Regions from separate parts of the Homo sapiens genome. Here region 1 is linked to region 2. A link is a loop called in an ENCODE intact Hi-C map of the cell type or tissue named here. Cell type or tissue: GM12878. All regions are shown on one strand.

Region 1 (8,000 bases), 560 kb before region 2:
GGAATGGGAGGACGTGTTTGAAAGGTGGGCTGAGATCACACTGTGAACTTTGAGCATATGAAAGTGAGTTTTAGGAGGGGGATCTTTATCTTAATGGCAGTGGGGGCCCTCTGAAATTTTTGGAATTCTGATGTGGTGGGACCTGACAAGTGTCATGTAGTAGGAAATTTAATAGCATTGGAAAGCATTGGAAATGAATGTGGGTAGTACAAAAGGTTTCTATGTGTATCCTGTACTTGGTAAAGGGTAGAACCTTTTCAGTTATGGCTGATTTGTGTTTAGAGGGACATATAATCAGTTGAATGCTTCTAGTACATGATTGTTGTTATTTTCTATTTCTCAGAAAAAGACAACTTAAGAGTAGCTCATTTTTTGGACACACAGATCAGGCTTTTACAATATGTTTAGGTTTTAACAGAATAACAGAAAGTGGAATTGTTTTTTGAACATGTTATGTGGTGTGTGGGTAGATATTTAGTCTTTAGAAATGCAAAATGGGCTGGGCGTGGTAGCTCATGCCTGTAATCCCAGCACTTTGGGATGCTGAGGCGGGTGGATCACTTGAGGTCAGGAGTTCGAAACCAGCCTGGTCAACATGATGAAACCCCGTCTCTACTAAAAATACAAAAATTAGCTGGGCATGGTGGCACGGGCCTGTAATCCCAGCTACTTGGGAGGCTTAAGCAGGAGAATTGTTTGAACCTGGGAGGCAGAGGTTGCAGTGAACTGAGATTGCACCACTGCAATCTAGCCTGGGTGACAGAGTGAGACTCCATCTCACAAAAAAAAAAAAAAAAAAAAAAAAAAAAAATTGCAAAACGAATTCAGAAGATGCATCAAAAACAACCTATAGAATTGCCATGAGATCGTCAGCTTTGCCAAATGACAGCAAACATATAATTTCAAATGGAAAATACACTCATTAAGCCATTTAGACTAGTGAAGTTATATGTGTTATATTTTATATTCCATTTGTATATGGACTCATTTTTCATATTGAAATATTAGCATAAATGAGGAGATCTAAACACTGCCTTCATTTGATTGGGAAATTATCTTAAGTACATGATATAGGATATTTAAAGAGGCTTTAGCATTCATAGCTTGGAATTGGATAGTTTATGGTTATTTTCTTATTTTTGTTGAAATTTAAACTGCACTTTCTGAAATAGCATTTATTATACTTTCAGATATCATCTGTCTTGACTAGGAAGTCAGTCACTGAATGAGTAATTTTGTTTCTGGTATTACTGCCTGACAAACTGATTTTCAGAGATGGTCATAAAAGCAGCATTAATGATCATTTTTAGAGATAGAATGACAAATATCTTGATAAATCATGCCTTGTGCTTAACTTATTTATGAATAGTTTCTGCTGTGGATCTTTTTGGTGCTCTTAAAATGCAGTTAAATTTGTAGTTCAAGAATTGAATTTTTATTCTTCCAGTAATTGCAGCCAAGGGCTGCACTCTCTTTCAGCCTAGATAAGCCACAGTGACATTCCTAGGCCAAAAGAAGGATGCTTGTTGAAAGCTGGTGGGCAGTGAAAAGGACAGGCAGTGTATAGCTTCCCTTTCAAATGCAGAAACAGGGCTTCTCCAAGGTGGAGTGTTGATAAATTATGGGATATTCCAAAAGTCCTTAGTCCACACTTTCTGCTCTAGCAAAGGTAATTTTTGCTATTTATTTTGACCTAAGTACCTTTATAAAGATTTTGTTTTTTCCTCTGGAGGAAGGTAACTAATATTTATTGAGCACTCACCATGTGCCAAGCATCTTAGGAAATGCTTTAAATGCAGTCTCATTTAATTCCTACTATTACCTTGTGATGAAAGCATTATTATACTAATTTTGAGGATGAAAACATTAAGCCTCAGCCAAGTAATTTGCTTAAGTTTATATAGCGAGGGCTGACTTGTTTTTTTTCTTTCACCAACCCAAAGTCTATACTTTTTCTAGTGCCTGCTTAAGACTCAGTATGTTAAAACTTTAAAAATATTTATTGAGAGTTTCAGTATGTTCCAGGTATATAACTTAGATATATTTATTTTCATTTTAAAGATGAAGAAATGGAGAGGTTCAGATTAATACTTTTTTCAGCATTACACAGAGCCAGGATTCAAACTTAGGTCTATCTGACTCCAAAGCCTATGCTCTTACCTACCACATTGACTTGTAAGACTTTTTCTTAAAGGGTTATATTTTAAAATTATTATTAATATTTACAATTATTTTCTATTTAATTCTTTTCTTAAGTACATAAATGCCATAAGTGCTACCCCCTTTTCATGCAAATATAGTGAGTTAATGTGGAGGATCTACTACTAAATGCCTTTAGGATTCTGCTAAACGCTTCGAATACGTTAGGGTTTCTCAACCCCAGTGCAATTGATACTTTGGGCCAGATGATTCCCTGTTTGGGAGACAGCCTGTCTCGTGCATTGCAGGGTGTTTAACAGCATCCCTGGCCTCTACCAACTAGATGCAAACAACACTCTCTTTTCCCCCTACCCAGTTGTGACAACCAAAAATGCTTCAGACATTATCAAATATCTTTTGTCAGAGAGGAAATCACCTGAAGTTGAAAACTAATGGTCTACATTATCTCATCTTATCCTTAGAACACCCCATGAGGCTCATATCATTATGATCTCAGCTTTACACAATAAGAATAACTTGCTCAGGGTCATATGCTGAGAAATAGTATCTTCAGGGCTCAAATTGAAGGCTTACCTATGACTTTGGACTAATTTTTGTTGTATTTCATGGACTACGTCTTGTCTTCAAACTTAACTTGAGCATCCTCAAGGCTTGGCTATGTCAGATTCTCCTTTTTCTTTTGCCCCAAGGGCACCTAGAAAAGTACTTAATACCCAGCTGTGCTTTGACAGATGTTCATTAAGCAAATGACCCATTTTATGTGGGTCATATTTAAATAAGCATATTTTAAATAAAATAGAGCTGAGTGCAGTAATTAAGAATCAGACACATCACAGGTTTACATCTCATTCCTGCCATTTATTAGTTATAGGATCATGGAAAAATTTTTGACCTATTTGATTTCCTCATTTGTTTGTGACTAATAATCCCTCCTGTGGATAATGTGAGGAGTGAGTTAACATATAAAGTCATCTAGCATAGTACAAGACACAAGGTTACAAAGTTAAGTACATGATAGCTACTAGTAATACAAATAATATTAATATTAATGATAGTAAGGTGGCTTGGATTTTCTCTTTATATTATGACATAATTTACATATACTTTTATTTCAATAAATTTAGAAAAAAATTTCTTGTCTGCCTAAGACAACTTGAAAGCTGCTGTTTCATTAACGTTAAATAAAAATTACATGAAATATAAAATATACAGAAGGTAAATGAGGAAATTAGGGGGAAAAAGTAAAGCCAAACAAACAAACCAAAAAAAACCCCAGGACCATTAAAAGACAAAATTAACATATTGTAGTACTGAGGTTTCAGTGAGGAATTAAGCTTAGTTCCTTTCATTTCACTAAAGAAGTTTTAACCCTTGTGGTGGCTCAAGGGCTAGGGCTTCTTTTGGCTTTGAGAGCAGATGAATTGACTCATCCCTGACCTCAGCCCTCAGCCTTCTGCTGATTTGGCATCTCTAGCTTCCTTCCCCGAGGTCTGACCTTTTGCCTCATTTCCTCTGACTCAATTTTGGGTTCTGTTCTTGGCTTTCAGTTTCTGCTCTGAGAGTTCCTTTTCTAAATTTCTGGGTCCTCTTGTAGGTTAGTTACTCACTTGTTTCAGTTTCTCTGCTGGTCTCCTTCTTAGGGTATGGCCCTCCATGCTCTGCCACACCTGGGTTGCATCAGCTGCTCAAAGGCAGCATTTCTCACCTGCTGCTGCTCTCCCTGATCCAGGGCCAACTTGGACAAATCCCTTCCAAATGTAATTGGCCATAATCATGTAGGTTTTAACTATAGGTTGGTGGCATTAAATTTCCAAGACAGTAAAATGTCAGGGTGGAAATTCATTGTTTTTAGATACTGGAGGGACTTTCTGTGTTTTAAATGCCTCTCAATTATTTTTTTCATCCATTGGCACACTTTGGAATGTTAATATTTGTAGTAAATACTGAACTACATAGATAATGCTGTTTGTGGTTCTAGGAATTACATGCCTATCCTAGGGACTGAGGGGACGACTGTCTCAGCCTCCTATATGATATTATGTATAGAAATGCACTGGTTGAGAAGCTCTATTCTAAAGTCTCCATGAAAACACAAATAGATAGCACTGGGCAGGGGTTGGGAGAGAGTATAACACCTTAAACAATTATTCTCTAGCTTCTTTATTTCTATTTGCCTGTCAACTGCTTTCTAAGGGTCCTAGACAGCCCTGGAAAAGTTGCCCCAGGAATACAAAACCTTAAGAATGAAGATAAGGACACTAAAGTTTCTGTAGGGGCTGGAGAGGGAATACCTAAATCTATTCTAAGACATGTTGGGAGATACTAAAACTGGAACGAGATTGGGAACAGGCAGAGAGTTAGGAGGCTACCGAGGGAGTTCAGGAATGAGGTATTGAGGGTTTGGTTTATTAGCTGCTCACCTGTAGAGGAGTGAGTCACTTATTTAAATTCATACAGAAAATATGTAAGCATATATGGTGGGTTGGTTGTTAATACTTTGTCAAATGCATGCCACTTAACTAATCGTGGGAGGTCACTATAATTACCATTTAGATGTGAGAGGTATACGGAGGGAGAAAGAAGTCAACAGTAATATGCAAGTTACTATTTTAATTAATTGGGGGAATTGAATTGCCATTCACTAAAGAAAGACTAAGAAAAAGATACAGTTTTGCTGGGGGAAATGGCATGTTGAGTTTTGAACGTGCAAGTTTGAGATATTTTTGCCATATAAAATAATACCTATCTGAAAAGTATTTGGAAGGTGGTCTGGAACTCTCAGGAAAAAGCCAGATCAGAGTAAACAGATTTTAGAAGTGAACAATATAGAGATCTATACATTTTCATTGTGGGCCCTGGAAATCATATTCAAAATAGTATGAAAAATGTGTGCCAGTGTAGTTTTTCTGAGGAGGGGGTCCTCTATAGTTTCAAAGAATCACTGCTACAGATAGATGAGATAGGTAAATTAAGACCTTAATGGCAAATGGGTAGAAATTATGATTTTTAAAGTAAAAGAGGAAAATGAATCAAGGATAACTTCAGGGTATTTTTTTCTTTGGCAGCAGTGCAAGAGTAGGAGAAGAAATTGGTTTGTGAAGCTATGGGGTTAGAAATACTGAATTTGAATTAGAATGTAGCTTTGAAAAATAATGTGTCCAATAGGCAGTAGGCACTGCGGCAAAAAAAAAAAAAAAAAAAACAACAGTTGAGAGATCTGGAATATAGATTTGTTTGTCTTCAGTGTTATGCTGATAATAGAAGCCCTGAGTGTATGTGAGCTTTAAGCCAATTATTAGACTAAAAAGAGAACAGTGAAGAAGTCCAAGTTTTGAGCTTTGGGTATTACCCAGAGTCGAGAGCCAGGTGAACAGAAGGGCTGGGGCACTCTGGGCACTTGACAGAAAATTCAGTCGTGAATTGACTACAGCACATTGCTTGCCAAAGCCTTGCCCGAGGCAGCTGCTGGTTGATGGAAACAGCTCAGGGTGTGTGTCAGCACTCTTCCTCTAGCTGGCTGGACTGGTAGTCTTCAAATCCTTTTGCTCCCTCATCCTTATAACAATATTTAAGTCACATCATCTTATTATATGTACATATGTTTAGATGCTGTAGAGAATATGTGAAAACAGAAATTTATGAAGATGAAATACATTGATAAAAGATGAATGTAATATATATATTCTTATAACCAATGGATTATTTTGTGCACCTTCTGTAATGCTTTTTTTTAAAAGAAACTTTATTGAGATACTGCTTAAGTACAATAAGTTAAACTCATTTAAAAGGCTACAATTTAGTGACTATTGACAAATGTGTTCAATTATGAAAACACCACAATCAAGATATTTCCATTACTCTCGAAAGTTTCCTGGTGCCTCCTTGCTGTCCATTCCTCTCTCTAACCCATCCTTTGGCAAACACTGATCTGCTTTCTTTCACTGTGAATTAGTTTTAGTTGTTATAATTTTATATAAATAGAATCATATAGTATCTGCTTTTTTTTGTTTCTGTCACTCAAAGGATGCTTTTTTTCTTATTGCTGTATGGGATATAGCAAAATGTCTTTATACATTTACCTGTTGATTGTCATTTAGGTTGTTCCCAGGTGTAAACTATTACAAAAATACCAGCTACAAATTTTTTTTTGTATAAGTTTTTGCATGGATATATGTTTTTATTTGTCTTGAGTAAATACCTAGTTATGGAAAAGCTTGATTTTTCTAGGTAATTAGAAAGTGCTTGGCTATGCAAAAATTATTGCATTTCCCAGCAAAAGTGTGTTCATTAATTCTTCATTCAACACACATTTTATTTATTTATTTATTTATTTATTTATTTATTTATTTATTTATTATTATTATACTTTAAGTTTTACGGTACACGTGCACAATGTGCAGGTTAGTTACATATGTATACATGTGCCATGCTGGTGCGCTGCACCCACTAACTCGTCATCTAGCATTAGGTAATCTCCCAGTGCCATCCCTCCCCCCTCCCCCCCACCCTCAACACACATTTTTAAGCAAGCATAACTTGTGCTTTAAGAGCCAACATAAATATTACATCTCTGCTTTTGAAGAAATTTAATTTAAGATATATAAATTTGGAAGCCATATAGATGATTAAGTTGGTGTTTCAAGTCACGAGACAACACAATTATTTATCAAATGGTAGTTCAGTTTGGGAATAGAAATTGAGTACTGTTGGCTCTGTAAGTGAGAAAAAATACAACCAAAATTAAAAATTAAACTGAGAATAAATGCAACATGGTATCCTGGATTGGATGCTGGAATGGTAAAAGGACCTTAGTGGAAAAATGGCTGAAGTGTGTATGGAAACTCTGTACTATCTTTACAACTTTTCTGTAAATTTAAAATGATTTGAAAATAAAAAAGTTTATTTTTAAAAAAAGGTTCATTGAGAAACCAATTGTAAAATTAGGAGTTTCTGTTCAATAAAATTTGTCCTGAAGCTAAAAAAATTTAAACTGAACTAAACATTTGATCATATATGACAAAGATACATTCTTATTAAATAAAATGCACTTATCAGTCAATAATAACAATCCTACTCTCTTCAAAGAATATTGGACAAAGTATATAAAAGCAATCAGTAAAAGGATTCATACATATTGCTATATAAGGAAGGAACCATATTCACCTGCCTCAAGTTTTTACATAAAAGGACTTCAGCTACAGTACCTTGTTCCGTTTCCTCATTTCTGACTCCATCCTAAGCTAACTGATCTTAATAATTGGTGAGAAAAAAATAACAACTGCTTGGCTCGGCTCTTTCTCAATTTTCTCTTTTCCTATAGATGCACCTCAGCTGCTTGTGTTTCAGTTTTAGAAGAATCTTGGAAGGTCCAAGTGTTATCAAAAGTCAAGTATTCTTTTCTGATCAGCCTAAACATTAAGAAAGCTATTTTTTAAAATCAGTGTGATTCCTGTTTCTGTTTTTAGTGATTATTAATGCAGTGTGTGTGTGTGTGTGTGTGTGTGTGTGTGTGTGTATGAGAGAGAGAGAGATAGAGAGATTTGGTTTTGGGGTGGGGTGGTGAGTACAATTAATTATCTCAACCCTTGACAGCTAATAAACGCTTGAAGATATATTAATTCTCCATAGTAACCAAATAAGTGCAACTTAAAGCAAGGTTGCTGCTACCGAATTGATAATTCATAAAAGGTTTCAGAAGGAAAAATAGCCAGTTTTGAAGAATTTTTAGTGAAAGGACCTTTAAACTGTGAGTAGAAATATAAATTGGTACAATTTTCCCCAAAGGCAAATTGGCAATTTGTATCAATAACCATAAAATGGTTCATACTCAATTTTGATTT
Region 2 (8,000 bases):
CAGCTCTCTCGTCCTGTGATCTAGGGAATAAATAACTAGCAGCTACCTTTCAAAAACATTCTCAGCATTTCTTAGCAGAAGCAAAACAAGCGAAGAAAGGAAATGACTGCACTGTGTTCAGCTTATTCAATTTTCTCCATTACCTTGAGCTTGTTATTTTGGGTCCCTGGAAAACACCTTGAAAATAGTCTCTAACATTCATTAAGCACACATAAAGAAGTAAAAGGGAGGGAAAAGGAGTGGGTGGAAGTGAGAGAAATATCTGAATCATGTACGGTTGAGTTTTTGTAACCAGTATAGATCAGAGATTCCCTGACTTTGCTGTGAAACTTCCTTTTTAAGGCTAGGAAAGCACCAGAAAGAAGAAGAATAAGAAAATATATATATATCATACATATATATATACACACATCATACATATATATATATATATATACACACACATCATACTATATATATATATATATATATATATATATATATATATATAATTTTATTTATGAAAGAATCACATATGACCAAAGTTCTTGTGTACAGTACAACTTGGATGTATTAAATGACTGGCCAATTACCAACATGTTAATAAAGGAAAGTTTCCAGTAGTGTGGAAAGAGACCTATATAATGTCCCATGGGTGGGTGCCCTTTGACCATCTACCCCTAAATCCCAATGCAGCATCTCTGTAGCTCCCCAGACCATGGCAGGGGAATTCCCTTCCCTCATTCAACTAGTGCCTGTTCTTTCTCTCTACTTGTCCCCACCCCCAGTGTTTCCTGTTTGTCCAACAATGAGGAGGCCAGCGTAAGGCCACACTGCTAGCTCATGCAGGATGCATAGCCCCTGAGTAAACCATAACAGAGCCATAAGCCTGGTATTTAATCACAGGAACATCAGCAAAAGGAACTGCTTAATTGTTTTTTATTTTCCCTTCTTTCACCTGTTGGAAATGACTGCGTGCTCTGTAGATCCAAAACAATTGCATGGATGTCCACCGAGGGGATATGTGTTTCTTTCAGGGCTCAAAGTATTTTCACGTGTTTCATCAAACTCCTCTACCAGCCAAAAGCATTCCACAGAACTTGAGAAATTCCAGAGTAGTCAGGAGCCAGCTCCTCATCACTTTGGAATAGCAACATATTTTAAAGTTAACAAGGAAAAAATATTGAGTCAAAACACGTTAGACCTGGGCCTGCCTTCTTCAGAAAATGACTCACAGAATCCAAGTAGTGGCAAAGTCATTCTTTGTCTTTGGGTCCCTGGAAATCATGAGGATTCCATCCAGACTTCTTATCTGGCGCACATAAAAGGAAATGCAGTCTGTTGTAGCAAGATGAACACGGGCTTTGGAATCAGATGAAGCTGGGACTGAGTCCCAGCTCCACCAGTCACTAGTTATGTGACCTCTGACAAGATATTTAATCTCAATAAGTCGTAGTTTCTGCCTTTGTAAATAGTAAACAGCAATACTTACCTTCCAGGATTAAGAGAGAATACATCGATTGCATTCAGTGTAAGACCCACTGTATTGTGAGTGCCCAAATCATGGAATCCATTATGATTGATCTTTCTGAAGTTATTAATGTTCTTTCTTTGCATGGAAACCAGGAAACCTTGTTTACTTTTCAAGCACCATCACAATAACAGATGTGTCATCTTATTTTTCTCCAGGTTGGTTTCATCGACTACATTGTCCATCCATTGTGGGAGACATGGGCAGATTTGGTACAGCCTGATGCTCAGGACATTCTCGATACCTTAGAAGATAACAGGAACTGGTATCAGAGCATGATACCTCAAAGTCCCTCACCACCACTGGACGAGCAGAACAGGGACTGCCAGGGTCTGATGGAGAAGTTTCAGTTTGAACTGACTCTCGATGAGGAAGATTCTGAAGGACCTGAGAAGGAGGGAGAGGGACACAGCTATTTCAGCAGCACAAAGACGCTTTGTGTGATTGATCCAGAAAACAGAGATTCCCTGGGAGAGACTGACATAGACATTGCAACAGAAGACAAGTCCCCCGTGGATACATAATCCCCCTCTCCCTGTGGAGATGAACATTCTATCCTTGATGAGCATGCCAGCTATGTGGTAGGGCCAGCCCACCATGGGGGCCAAGACCTGCACAGGACAAGGGCCACCTGGCCTTTCAGTTACTTGAGTTTGGAGTCAGAAAGCAAGACCAGGAAGCAAATAGCAGCTCAGGAAATCCCACGGTTGACTTGCCTTGATGGCAAGCTTGGTGGAGAGGGCTGAAGCTGTTGCTGGGGGCCGATTCTGATCAAGACACATGGCTTGAAAATGGAAGACACAAAACTGAGAGATCATTCTGCACTAAGTTTCGGGAACTTATCCCCGACAGTGACTGAACTCACTGACTAATAACTTCATTTATGAATCTTCTCACTTGTCCCTTTGTCTGCCAACCTGTGTGCCTTTTTTGTAAAACATTTTCATGTCTTTAAAATGCCTGTTGAATACCTGGAGTTTAGTATCAACTTCTACACAGATAAGCTTTCAAAGTTGACAAACTTTTTTGACTCTTTCTGGAAAAGGGAAAGAAAATAGTCTTCCTTCTTTCTTGGGCAATATCCTTCACTTTACTACAGTTACTTTTGCAAACAGACAGAAAGGATACACTTCTAACCACATTTTACTTCCTTCCCCTGTTGTCCAGTCCAACTCCACAGTCACTCTTAAAACTTCTCTCTGTTTGCCTGCCTCCAACAGTACTTTTAACTTTTTGCTGTAAACAGAATAAAATTGAACAAATTAGGGGGTAGAAAGGAGCAGTGGTGTCGTTCACCGTGAGAGTCTGCATAGAACTCAGCAGTGTGCCCTGCTGTGTCTTGGACCCTGCCCCCCACAGGAGTTGTACAGTCCCTGGCCCTGTTCCCTACCTCCTCTCTTCACCCCGTTAGGCTGTTTTCAATGTAATGCTGCCGTCCTTCTCTTGCACTGCCTTCTGCGCTAACACCTCCATTCCTGTTTATAACCGTGTATTTATTACTTAATGTATATAATGTAATGTTTTGTAAGTTATTAATTTATATATCTAACATTGCCTGCCAATGGTGGTGTTAAATTTGTGTAGAAAACTCTGCCTAAGAGTTACGACTTTTTCTTGTAATGTTTTGTATTGTGTATTATATAACCCAAACGTCACTTAGTAGAGACATATGGCCCCCTTGGCAGAGAGGACAGGGGTGGGCTTTTGTTCAAAGGGTCTGCCCTTTCCCTGCCTGAGTTGCTACTTCTGCACAACCCCTTTATGAACCAGTTTTGGAAACAATATTCTCACATTAGATACTAAATGGTTTATACTGAGCTTTTACTTTTGTATAGCTTGATAGGGGCAGGGGGCAATGGGATGTAGTTTTTACCCAGGTTCTATCCAAATCTATGTGGGCATGAGTTGGGTTATAACTGGATCCTACTATCATTGTGGCTTTGGTTCAAAAGGAAACACTACATTTGCTCACAGATGATTCTTCTGAATGCTCCCGAACTACTGACTTTGAAGAGGTAGCCTCCTGCCTGCCATTAAGCAGGAATGTCATGTTCCAGTTCATTACAAAAGAAAACAATAAAACAATGTGAATTTTTATAATAAAATGTGAACTGATGTAGCAAATTACGCAAATGTGAAGCCTCTTCTGATAACACTTGTTAGGCCTCTTACTGATGTCAGTTTCAGTTTGTAAAATATGTTTCATGCTTTCAGTTCAGCATTGTGACTCAGTAATTACAGAAAATGGCACAAATGTGCATGACCAATGTATGTCTATGAACACTGCATTGTTTCAGGTGGACATTTTATCATTTTCAAATGTTTCTCACAATGTATGTTATAGTATTATTATTATATATTGTGTTCAAATGCATTCTAAAGAGACTTTTATATGAGGTGAATAAAGAAAAGCATGATTAGATTAGTCTGTAGGCCCACTTATTTCACAATTAGTTCTGACATATGAAAAGCAGATCTTTCTCTTCTCTTGTGCCATTCCCCACAAAGAAAGCCAACCACTGTGTCCAGCCAACATCACAACTGAAGTTTCAGAATCTATGTCCAAAAAGTCCCCTAGTTTGGAACATTTCGCTTTTTTCTTAGCAACTGTTCACCCAGCTCAATGATGCAGGAAGGGGGTTGAGGAAGGAAAACAAAACAAAACCACTTTGCTCATCTCGAACTATTTCCTTCTACCTCTTTAAGAGTCTGAAGAGTTTAATCTACTAGATAAATAAGGGAATCCCCAACTTGGCTGAGTCCTCTAGAAAAGTGAATCATAGATTATAGAACATTAGTATAATGCAGTCAGAGAGTCCCATTGATTCATTTGACACATGAAGAATCTGAGGTCCAAAGAGTCATCTTAAACCACAACCCACAGAGCATGGGTGGACACTCAGGGTTTTCTCAGTGATCCATGCAGCCTCTTGTTGGTCATATGGCTAGGATTTTCTTTCTGGAAAGAACTTTTTATATATAAGAAAAATACTTAATGCTTTGTTGAAATCTTAAAGTCAGCATTTTAAAATATTTTATCCTGAGAAGAGTGTGTGTGTGTGTGTGTGTGTGTGTGTGTTTATGTGTGTGTTTGTTGCAGAAGGTTGCAAACAAGAATCGGTGTTGGCCCATAATAATTTAGCCACAAGGGAGTGCTCTGTGAACCAGTAAGATGGTCTTCTCTAAACACAGCTGAAATTAAGATGAGCCGACATTTCAGAACCAGCTTGCCTGCTAGTTGCAGAGCTATTTCCAACATTTTCCATCATCTCTGATATCTGATTGTGCCTCACCATCTCTGAGAGTTTGAAAAGGAGCAAAATAAATTGCTTACAATAGCCAGAGGTGTGAGTTTTACAATGCCCAGAGCTAGAAATATTTGCAGGTTTGTTTTCTACTGAGAAGAGGTTCTTAATTAACCCTTATTGCAAATAAGAATCATGTGGGAAATACATATATTTAAAAACACTTGTTTGGGGCCCATCCTCCTCCCAGATTTCTGATTGAATTGATCTTGGGCAAAGCCCTGGGCATCAGATTTTAAAAATTTCCCCCAGGCTGGAGTGCACTGACATGATCTCGGCTCACTGCAACCTCTACTTCCCAGATTCAAGCAATTCTTGTGCCTCAGCCTCCCATATAGCTGGGACTACAGGTGCATGCCACCACACCTGGCTAATTTTTTGTATCTTAGTAGAGATGGGGTTTCACCATGTTGCCCGGGCTGGTCTCGAACTCCTGAGCTCAGGCAATCTGCCCACTTCAGCCTCCCAAAGTGCTAGGATTATAGGCACAAGGCACTGCACCCAGTCTCTCCCTAGGTAATCTTAACGTGCAATTGGAGTAGAGATCCACCGCTCCAAAACAGAGAATCATGCCTGCAGCTGAGGTGTTCTTTCACCCCCACTGTCTTCAGATATTCATTGTGAACTCATCATGGACAGCATATTATGCCCAATATAGCTATTTTAAACAGTAAATTTTGTTATATCCTGGTTTTATCTTACTGGCTGACTTCTAACTAACTTTTAGGTAAGATGAAACTGCACAGTTTCACTAGTTTCCTATACGGAAATCTCAAGAACCAGGTCAGACCTCAGGCATCCAAGCTAACTAGACCCTTCATGAGTGCAGAAACCATGCCTAGTACTTTCTCCTCCTGGCACAGCGTTCATGCTCAGACATTTGTTGCATCAATCTGGATGTTGATGATGTAAAATTTCAATTAACAGGAAGATCAGAAGAATGCACACTCTAGGCAATTTAACTTTCAGCTTTTCTCACTTAATTGCAATAATCTGTTCTCAGATGTCTCCCCACCCAGCACTGAACCCTCTCCAAGACAGAACAATGTTTTTTGCCTGGTCTCTTTTTTTAACCTTTGTATTCTTCACCAACAAACACTATACCAGCCCTAAGCGAAAGGAGAACCGGTGATGTTTGTTGAGCTAATGACCCAAGACACAAGTAGAACCCTTTTTATTGAAATTACTTGTGAAATATGGATCTACTTGATTTTCTTGCCAAAGGAGTAGAGTACACTGGAAAAAGCAGAGTTTGACAAACCTGTGTTCCAAGTCTTTTCCTGTACCTTCCTACCTGTGGGGATTTGGGCAAATTGCTTAAATTTTTGAGCTTAAATGTTCTCATCATTAAATGGAGCTAACAATAGACAGCCAAAGATGAAATCAGGCATAGTGTTACATACAGTAGATGCTCAATAAATCTTTGTTATCTGAATGTATGTACTCGTGGATGAAGGGATTAATTAATATTTAAAAACATCCAAAAATCACCTCTAAAAGCAGAAGGCAGCAACACATTTTGATTAATTTAGGGTTCTTGAAATCAAGTTCCAGTTAATCTAGATGTTTCTACATAAGCTTCAAGATTCTGGGAGGATAAATGCTCTCACTTTAACCCATCATATGGGACTATGCTGACACTGATAGGCTCATTGAGTTGGAAGGAAACATGTAAATCATATTATTCATCCTCTTCAATGCTATAGAATCCCTCCAAAAATATGCCTGTTTGAAAGCATCAGGTAATAGATAACTCAGCAAGGCCCTTTTGAAATAATGTAAATTATTAGGTTTCTGGGAATCAAAGTGTACTCTTCTAGAGCAACCTTTCTTGTTTGATTTTTTAAAATATTTCTAGCTAAATAAGGTATGTAATTTCTCCTCTAATTTCCTGTTCCACTTGAAAATAGGAACCAGACTTTTTGACTATGTGACCTTGGGAAAGTTTATATCACCTCTCTGCACTTCGATTTCCTCATCTGTAAAATAGAAGTAATAATAACAGCACCTATTTAATAAGATTATCTTGAGAATTAAATGAATTAAAGCTGTAAAATAGTAAAAATAGTGTCTGGCTCATAATATGCATGAACAAATGTTAACTATATACAGCTAAATGTAGCATGTTTTCTACATTGTAGCTCCTTCAACCATTATTCATATGACCTATCTTCATCGTTCTGGTCAAATTATTCTGGGCTTGCTCAAATAGACAGTGCTCTTTTAGGGTGAGTGCCTCAGAACCAAGCACCATATTTCACTCATGGTAGGGCACAGTGTGATTCTTGCCCTTCTTTTTTCTGGGCTGTATTCTATAATCCAAGATTGTATTCATTTGGAGGGATGTCAGTGACTCATCTGGATAATTCATAAGATGCTTACAGGCAAACCAAATGCTTCATACCTTTTCACATGAACCACTGTTAAACTAAATCTTCTCCACTTTGTTCTTATACAATGAAGTTTCTGAATTTTAGTGCAGAATTTATACTTCTCTGATACATTTCATCTGAAAAACAAGTAGGGTATAAGAAAGAGGGTTTTCAGTTTGAGTGTCAGATTGACCTGTTTGTAAATCCCAGCTCCAGCATTACCTGTACAATGTCATAGAAGGTATGCAATTTATTTGACCTTCAGTTTCCTTTTCTGTAGCAGAAATATTATATATGTATAAAATTATTTGGAGGCCAGGTGCAGTGGCTCACGCCTGTAATCCCAGCACTTCGGGAGGCTGAGGTGGGCAGATCACCTGAGGTCAGGAGTTTGAGACCAACCTGACCAACATGGAGAAACTCCCTCTCTGCTAAAAATACAAAATTAGCCAGGCATGGTGGTGCATGCTTGTAGTCCCAGCTACTCAGGAGGCTGAGGCAGGAGAATCACTTGAACCTGGGAGGCAGAGGTTGCGGTGAGCCGAGATCGCACCATTGCACTCCAGCCTGGGCAACAGGAGCAAAACTCTGTCTCAAAAAAAGATATTATTTGGAAAGGCAAAGGTAAGCATCTAGCACATTCAGGGCATACAATAAATGAGGGTTATTAGTAATATTAATACCCTACTATGATGATTAAATGAGATAATATGTGCATGGAAAAAAATCTTCATATTGCTGTTTTAATTCATTACTTTTGGCCTAAAAATTATTTTGAATTCTCATCCTGATAGCTCACAAACTATGCCCTTC

Evidence for each region. Peaks named below come from ENCODE experiments on the same cell type or tissue, not always from the same donor. Only the 100,000 strongest peaks of a DNase experiment are listed, where the experiment ranks them.
Region 1: it touches region 2 in a loop (4-fold over the local background); 1 of 110 quality-filtered maps calls a loop at or near these places.

The regions. Positions count from the first base shown.
Region 1 is chr1:65,808,552-65,816,551 of GRCh38, forward strand. All of the region lies in intron 1 of PDE4B (phosphodiesterase 4B), which reads left to right. Among named protein-coding and RNA genes, the nearest start is that of PDE4B, 20 kb to the left of the region's middle. RefSeq lists an enhancer at 3,621-3,850. In GM12878, no CTCF peak of the experiment used is centred here; a DNase peak (open chromatin) is centred at 3,690.
Region 2 is chr1:66,370,645-66,378,644 of GRCh38, forward strand. PDE4B (phosphodiesterase 4B) reads left to right here. Exons shown (of 17, transcript NM_002600.4): 17 at 1,669-3,930. The coding sequence ends at 2,034. Among named protein-coding and RNA genes, the nearest start is that of SGIP1, 160 kb to the right of the region's middle. RefSeq lists enhancers at 2,177-2,266, 2,637-2,686, 3,633-3,812. In GM12878, a CTCF peak has its summit at 4,660 (motif pointing right); DNase peaks (open chromatin) are centred at 77, 3,727 and 4,127; H3K27ac peaks cover 5,896 bases.